3 separate regions of the Homo sapiens genome follow, and all the other regions are linked to region 2. Evidence: chromatin contacts called from ENCODE Hi-C or POLR2A ChIA-PET data. All regions are on one chromosome and are shown on one strand. Each heading gives the region's core, a stretch centred on a gene start or an enhancer-like site at or near the end of the contact. The rest is flanking DNA. Distances are from core to core; before and after follow the strand shown.

Evidence for each region. A loop is a pair of places that touch in the nucleus more often than their neighbours do. ChIA-PET counts read pairs that join two places held with the same protein, here RNA polymerase II (POLR2A). Pooled maps may share reads with other maps.
Region 1: a loop to region 2 is called in a pooled map, with 11 times the contacts of the local background. The contact joins the promoter of TAC1 here to the promoter of DLX5 in region 2. A Hi-C loop is called at or near these places in 5 of 37 single-sample maps with no recorded cell type and 5 of 50 pooled maps.
Region 3: a loop to region 2 is called in a map of Calu3, with 13 times the contacts of the local background. The contact joins the enhancer-like site here to the promoter of DLX5 in region 2. A Hi-C loop is called at or near these places in 2 of 168 maps with a recorded cell type or tissue (Calu3 and head of caudate nucleus) and 2 of 50 pooled maps. POLR2A ChIA-PET finds 5 or more read pairs at or near these places in 1 of 52 experiments (HEK293).

Annotation. Positions count from the first base shown.
Region 1 is chr7:97,730,654-97,733,353 of GRCh38, forward strand. TAC1 (tachykinin precursor 1) reads left to right here and starts at 1,433. Exons shown (of 7, transcript NM_003182.3): 1 at 1,433-1,542; 2 at 1,951-2,082. The coding sequence starts at 1,960. RefSeq lists an enhancer at 592-1,791.
Region 2 is chr7:97,023,507-97,026,206 of GRCh38, forward strand. It overlaps DLX5 (distal-less homeobox 5), which reads right to left and starts at 1,325. Exons shown (of 3, transcript NM_005221.6): 1 at 763-1,325. The coding sequence starts at 1,117. RefSeq lists enhancers at 831-1,547, 2,474-2,700.
Region 3 is chr7:96,302,477-96,305,176 of GRCh38, forward strand. The region is part of intron 1 of SLC25A13 (solute carrier family 25 member 13); the gene reads right to left. Among named protein-coding and RNA genes, the nearest start is that of SLC25A13, 18 kb to the right of the region's middle. Within about 2 kb of position 1,420, at least 8 of the 41 ENCODE cell types and tissues checked have a DNase peak (open chromatin) inside an H3K27ac peak, as active enhancers do.

The DNA.
Region 1 (2,700 bases), core at 183-2,682, 710 kb after region 2:
CTGAAATATTTACAGTTGAAATGATTAACTGTCTGGGATTTTTTTCAAAATAATCTCAGTGCAGAGGAAACTGGAAGGGTTGTAGATGAAACTTGGAAGTGGATGTTTCTCTCTACTTTTGGATATGCTTATAATTTTCCATATAAAAGTTCTGAAAACGGAAAATAAAATGCTCACATTGTGAGGCTAAGGCCAAAAGAAATCAGAGATGCATGAGAATTTCCAAATTCAGGATTATTTAAGAACAACATAGAGAAAAAAATACTTCTGGTTTGAGTTGCAAAAATTTATTTCTTTTATGCAATATACTAAAAAATCATAATTAATTGAAAAATATAATACTTCATATGTAAAGGGGAGAAAACTACTCCACCAAAGATGTCACATCTTTTAATTCATTTGGAGATCAAAGAAATGTGTCTGCCAGGCAACCAAGGGCTCATGGAAAGGTGTGGTTTCTGTACAAATGCTATTTGTCTAATATTTTGTGCTGTTAATGACTGTCCCATTAGCATCTTCACTACACTTACTTTCATAGAAAGGAGAAACATGATTTATAGAGCCCTTTAGTGACAAGGGTGAGGATCCTACACACTATGTTGCTGGTTTCCTAGTCTTCAGCAAGAAAGTGTAGGAGAGAAGCAAAAAACGTCCTGTTCAACCCCTGCTCCTGGATGTGGCAAGGAAGAGGAGTTACCCGGCTTGAAACAAAAGAAATCCTAAGTCTGACACACAATGTCATGTTTAAATTCCCCTTTCTCCAAAATGTAAAATAAATCTGCTTCCATCTTCTAAAATACTATGGGACTAAACATCCTTTTGTTATGCTAAGGAAAAGCCAGTATTCGCGTTGATTTAGAAGAGGGATGTTCTGGTTATAGAACGATGCTGTGTCTCAGAAACACTTAAATACTATTAAGCTAGAAATAGAAGGGAAAATAATGCTTCCCCGCATCTCCCCTCAAGTGTAGTCCTCTTTTTTTAGCCTGATTTCCGACGAAATGTCTGAATGCCTACAGTTATTTGGCCATCCTGAAAAGTGCAACTTATCCTGACGTCTCGAGGGACGGAAAAGTTACCGAAGTCCAAGGAATGAGTCACTTTGCTCAAATTTGATGAGTAATATCAGGTGTCATGAAACCCAGTTTCGAAGGAGAGGGGAGGGGGCGTCAGATCTGCAGACGGAAGCAGGCCGCTCCGGATTGGATGGCGAGACCTCGATTTTCCTAAAATTGCGTCATTTAGAACCCAATTGGGTCCAGATGTTATGGGCATCGACGAGTTACCGTCTCGGAAACTCTCAATCACGCAAGCGAAAGGAGAGGAGGCGGCTAATTAAATATTGAGCAGAAAGTCGCGTGGGGAGAATGTCACGTGGGTCTGGAGGCTCAAGGAGGCTGGGATAAATACCGCAAGGCACTGAGCAGGCGAAAGAGCGCGCTCGGACCTCCTTCCCGGCGGCAGCTACCGAGAGTGCGGAGCGACCAGCGTGCGCTCGGAGGAACCAGAGAAACTCAGCACCCCGCGGGACTGTCCGTCGCAGTAAGTGCCCGCGCGGTGCTGGCCGCGGCTGCCCGGGTCACCCCGCCCCGCATCTGTCCGAGGTGGCCGCGCTGGGGGCGCCGCTGCGGCGAGGGACAGTGGGGAGACTGGCTTCCCAAACGCCAACGCCCCTCTTTGTCTTCCACCTGCAGAGTTTCCTGGTTTGAAGGTGTGGGTTGGTGGGTTAGGGGGCTGGGGGAGTTGGGATTCAGGGAGAAGAGGGTTGGAGAATCTTTGGGACGCGATTCTCTCGCCTAACCGGTACAGGTGAGACTTCAGTCCTTATGTTTTTGATCTTGGTTCATCCGTTGTGGGGCAGAAAATTCTGTTGCTTTAACTCTTGGATAACCACCCCTAATAGATACATTATTTCTCTCTTTGGTGTCTTCTCCTCCTACCCCTTCCCAGAAATCCAACATGAAAATCCTCGTGGCCTTGGCAGTCTTTTTTCTTGTCTCCACTCAGCTGTTTGCAGAAGAAATAGGAGCCAATGATGATCTGAATTACTGGTCCGACTGGTACGACAGCGACCAGATCAAGGTGAGGCCCCTTCCCAGGACGGCCCGCACCCTTCTTCCTGGGCTCGGGAGCTGTCACCTTCCCACGCAACAGCACCCTAGTTAACGTGGCACGCACCGCCACCACGGAAAGAGGCAGCGGTTGCGTGCGAGAGGATGGAAAGGGGCACTATTTCCCGGGTTCCCCACGGGATTTTGTGCCCACGATTCAAGTTTCTTCCCGAGGGCTGCACCGTCCGGCCCAGGAACTCCCTGCAGTAGGGATGCCCTCCCGGATGAGCCCGAGATCCTCACAAGGCGGGAAATCTCGTAAGATTTCATCCCCCAGGACCTGGGATTTCGGGGGCTCCGGTCCAGCTGCACTGCCCTAGCGTCTGGGCACGGGCAGAGGAGGGCGCCTGGGTCGCGGGCAGCAGCGGGCACACGCGCGAGCTGCAGGGGGATTGGAGGGCCGGAGGCTGGAGGGAAGTTAATTTCCTGCCTTCACGTTTGTTTTGCGGACCTGAGGATGTAGCTTGAAGTCTCCCTTTAGAAACTCGTAGGCTACAGGCGCTGGGGAGCGCGCCTCGGAAAAACGGTGAAAGTCGTCTGTAAAGCGTTGTCACCCTTCCCCACCGGAGCCCCAGCCCCAGATCCCACA
Region 2 (2,700 bases), core at 75-2,574:
CCGAGCCTCATGCCTTTCTCTTACCGCCCAAGCTCACTAACCCTCTTAAACTCTCTAAGTAAGTTTCAAAGCGGACGAAAAAGGAGGACGGAAAGACAAATTGTGGGCGCCTATGGAGACAGAAAAAAAAATCTATCCTACAACGTGACCCCTCAGCAACCCTCCTCCACCTTTAAATGGCTTTTTGTTTTTGGAAATGCCTGGATAAACCGCAAAACTCTCGGCGCGCTCTTCTCTGGCTGGCTACAACTCCTTAACCCCCCCACCCCCACCCAGCGTGCTCAGGGCACCCGCACCGTGCTAGCTTGTGGCGGCTCTCAAACTAATCCTGACTGAGTTTTTGAGGCAGCCTTCTATTCCCACTCGCACCAACCCAGCACGCTTACCAAAATTCCCAAGTAACCTTCTCTTTGTTACGCAAACGCCAGGAGCTGCTTGATTCTTTCTTCTCTCCACCCCTATCCCCTTTCCAGCCTAGCCGGCTTCCTGGCCGGGCAAGCTGGGAATTCAGCGACTGAAGGGCCTTGGAAGGTGCCGGAGGGGAGAGACGCTAGTTCGAACCTCCACAGGGCTCTCCTACTAAAAATCCCTAAAATGCTGGCCCGAGAAACTCTCTTTGTTGGAGGGTCTGAGTCCTACTCCCTTCTGCCGCGTGCGCCCCCACTGCCGTGAACCGCTGTGACCCCCAATCTACCACCCCATCTCGCGCCCCCAGCGTCCTAGTCGCCCTGTATCTGCCCAGCCTTCCCCCTGTCCATGTACCTGGCTGGTTGGTGGCGCTTGGGACGCGGTTGTAGGCGCCGCCGTACTGGTGGTAGGAGCTAGCGTAGCTATAGTCGGCATAAGCTTTGGCTGGGTAGCTCCCGGCGGAGCCGTTCACGCCGTGATACTGATACTGGTAGGGGTTGAGAGCTTTGCCATAGGAAGCCGAGGTAGGAGAGCAGTAGCCGTGCGGGGCTCCCCCCGTAGGGCTGTAGTAGTCAGAATCGGTAGCTGAAGACTCGGGCAAAGTTGGCGATTCCTGAGACGGATGGTGCATAGCTGCGGACGTCTGGAACGGAGCTTGGAAGTCGCCGGATCGGATGCTGGGGACCCTTCTGTCAAACACTCCTGTCATCGCTCACGGGCGGCGGCAGCGGCTGTCCTTGCTGTTGTGGCGGCGGCAGCTGCCCTAGTTGGCTGTGGGGCTGCTCTGGTCTAAGCAGACATGGCTGTGGGAGCGAGGGAGGAGGAGGAAGAGGAGGAGGAGAGAAGGAGGAGGCGGCGGCCGCGGCGAGGAGGAGACTGGGAGTCGTGAAGTCTCTGTCTCCGGCCGGCTGACTGCTGGCTGAGGCGCAGCACAGCCTTGGTTAAATCCTTAATTGCGCGCTTACGCACAGCGGGGTGGATCTGGTTCTATTGGCCAGGGCCTCGGGAGCAACAGTAACACCCTAACTCGTCCAACTAGTTTTAGCACAACAAAGCATTGCTTAAAAAGGGGGTGGGGGGTACTGAGGGGGTGTGTGTGTTTGTGTGTGTGCGCGCCCGCGCGCTTGTGTGTGTTTTTGCTTGTTGTGGAGTGGGGAGGGGTCTTAGTCTATCTGTTTTTAGTAAATTCCAAAGACATCGCAGAAGCCACAGCACAAGGCTCTGTGATGTCTGGGGACAATGTGTTCCAATCAGAAGCCTCAAAAGTGCACATGTTTTGGGAATGAGGTGGGCGACCATCTTTCCTTGCTTCCCACTACCCCGCCCCCGTGGGCTGCACCAAAGGCGAGTGTAGAATTAAACACTGATACTGAAATAGGGAGTCAAGGTGCAGGGAGTGGGGAGCGGGGGGATGTAGGATGGAGGCAAGAAGGAAGGGAAACAGCATTTTTTTTTTTTTTAGTGGAGTGTTGGGAAGCAAGTTGTAACTTACATGTTTTGAAAATTTGCTCTTTGGGGAAAGAGGCAACTTCCTTTGCAGGAGATGAGTATCTCCCGGACGCGGGCTGGACAGGAATGCCCAAGAAGGCACAATGTCCATTAAGCCGGTGAATGGCAGGGAGAGTTCCTGCAGCCCAAAGTCCTTATAATGACTTTTAAAAATTACTGTCTTAAACACATATAACTTAAGGAAGCCCAAATCCTCGTTGCTGGCTTGCAAAAAGAGCCAAACAGCTCCACTTCTGTTTAATATTTTCATCTATTTTCAAGACATTGGAATAAAGGCTCTTTAACTATGTTCAGTGGCCAAAGACTCCCGCAAAGGTGAATGGATCCATGTATAACCTGCCATACCTCCAGGAAAGAATGGGAAAGTCTCGGAAGTGGGGAAGGAGACAAGGATCAAAGCCTTTGCAAAGTCAGATGATGCTCATTGATTTCCCCCTCCTGGCTCCATGAATGTGGCCCAGTCTCTCCATTTCCCAGACCCGGGTTTCTGTACCCTCTCCCCTTTATTTCCTGCTGCAAAGACATCCTACTTAGCTCGTATGCAAGGGAAGAAAGGATTCAAGAATCATTCAGTTGATACACGAGATCTAAACTTTGCTCTTCAGGAGGTGCTATCCTTGTTCTAGTCGTGATTCAGCTGGGAGTTTAGAAATTCAGCATAAAAGTCTCTCCCAATCCCCATTGTTACTCCCCTCAAATAGGCAACTCCGCGGACTAGATCCTGATTTGGGGCCTTCCTACATCTTCCTTTACGGGGTCCAAGACCGGCAATCTGGGAGTTCC
Region 3 (2,700 bases), core at 170-2,669, 720 kb before region 2:
GGGGAAGAATATAAGAAAACCTACACGAAAATAAGAAATGCTAATTTGAAAAATAAAATGCAAAGAAAAGCAAAGCTCTCCTCTTTCACTGGGAGGCTGTAGAGATGTGAGACCACCATCTCTGTGAGGGCACCTTACTCCTCAGATCAACCCCAACTCTGGCAAAGATCAGGAAACAAAGTAGATTCTCTGGAAGTGCTGAATATAGAATAAAGTCTTTCAGGTCAGTAAAAATCTGACATTTACAATGAAAATAGGCAACTCTCTTCAGACCAATGGTTCTCAAAGTGTGGAGACCATCAGCATCACCTGGGAACTTTTAAAAATACAAATTATCACACCCATCCCAGACCCAAAGAATCAGAAACTGGGTGAGGCCCAGCAATCCCCTATGATTTAACAAGCCCTCCAGGTGACCCTGATGCAGTTAAAGTTTAAGAACCACAGCTTTAGATAATGTCCAATTTTAATGTACGGATTATAAGATGTAGGTTCTCAGTCCTCGCTGCATATTCAAGTCCCCTGAGGTGCTTTTAGGTTTTACAAAACCCAAACCATACCAAAGGTCAATCAAATGAAAATTTCTAGAATGGATATCTTTAGAGCTCCCTCAAGAAATTACCATGTGTGGGTGGACTGAGAACAACTGCGTTAGGACCCGAGGCCCAACCTCAGCTGCTACGTCACCAACTGTACAGCACAGCCCTTCCTCAGCAATACTTCCCCAGTCACCCTCCCAAACCTGAAACATCTGAAAGCCAAGACAAGCACAGACTTACACTGAAAATTCTACTATCATAAAGTAAATATTTGCCTTAGATAAGAACTACAAACTCAAAGAGGTAGCTCATCAAAAGCAAGCTTCTGGGTGTGTGTGTGGGTGGGTGGGTGTAAATAAGCATGCAGTGACAAGCAGGAAACGGAGAGAGAAGGAGAAACAGTCCTGCATAGTCTTTTGAACCTGAGGAAATAGTGCAGTAGATGGCCCTGAATCCCAAAGAAAAGTATTCTTGGGTGTAACCTAACCACTTAGAAGCAGGGGCCCACCCTCCTTCTTTATCTTCCTATACTAAAGACACTAGAAGGCTGAAACTACAATTCCCAGACTCCCTTGCTGCTATGCGGCCTATGTGCCATCAATTAGATGAAATTGAGTGAGATTTGGCAAATGTTTGGGAGTTGGGGGGCACCTTCTGCTGTTTCTGCCAAGCACGCACCATTGCTGGAAGTGTCTAGTTTTCCTGTGGCAACCTCCTGCCCTCCCATGTCAGTGGCCACATGGTCCTGAAACACTCTCCACTTGGCAGGCAGCATTGTGACTGCACAGGAGGTCACTGCTGTCTTGGTGGCCTGCTCTGCTTGAGACTCTAGACGTCATTCTTTAGAGCTCAACCTCAAGTCTGTTTCTTTACCTTCCCAACAAATTGTGTAAGCCATTTAATATCCTGTAATAAATCTCTCTCTGCTTAAACCAGCTAGAGTAGATTCTGTTCTCTGCGAGTGAGCCCTGACTGATACAATCAGTAATTGCAAAAGAAAGTTTGGAATTCCCTAAAACCACAGTTACCATTAACTTGAGAAGAAGAAAAAGGTATCTCAAACTTAAGAAAATAATTTTTTATTGAAACCACTGAGTCACTCATCCTTCATCCTACAGTTTCCCTACGACCTAATAAATGAAGAGCAGTCATTATGGGAAAAGTTACTGAAATATAAATTAGTACAAAGACAAGATGCCCTGTTAAGCATTCTTCAAACCACAACATTTCTATGTAATCAGCTGGCAAAACTTCATTTCACTCAACAGTTGACTTATAAAGTATCAGACACCACAAATGTTAACCCACTGGGTAATTACATCAGCGAGTCATTTCAGAGGCACTAGAGATGTTTATCAGAAGGATTCAGTAGGTTGTGATGTATGTTAGATTTCACTCTGCTCTGTTGTAGAACATAAACTAGAAAGCCATCATCATTAAAATTCTGATATTAAGAGGCAGAGTATAACAGTTAAGAATGAATGGTGGTGTTTTAGCTGGGTTCTGTTATGCCAAAAGAGCCTGAAACATACTAGTTCTGGATTTTACTATTATTGTTATTAAGCTGACCTCTACCTGCTAGATGGGAGTAGCAACCCCTTCCCCAACAAGCTGCAACAACCAAGAAACTGTCTCCAGAGGTTGCTAAAAGAAATCCTCTTGGGGGCCAAACTACCCCACCCCCCAGCTAACAACCACTCCTTAGATGGTGATGCTCTACTTGCTCATCCATGCAACACAATCACCTATGGGAAAGCTGCAGTGTACTAGGCCCAGCGCCAGGCACCGAGGAGAAAACACCCAATAAATCAGAAACCCTGCCCCAAGCAGGGAAAGCTGACTTATCGACAAGTGGTTGGTACAAAATGTATGATGATACATGCTATCATAAGGCAGAGTGGCAGGAGAATTAATACACTAATTCTGCTAAAGTTGAGGGTCACAGAGGCAGTCTTTGGAGCCGGATCACTTATTATTAATTATAACGATAACAATGACCAGCTAACTTTTACTGGGTCCTTAACTCTATGCCAGGCATTATGCTAATGGCTTTTTATCTTATTTCATTTATATACTGTATCATTAAAACTCTTTAAGGGGAAGAGTGAGTAATATCCCCACTTTTCAAATAAAGAAGCTGAGGTACTAAAGAGTCTTAAAT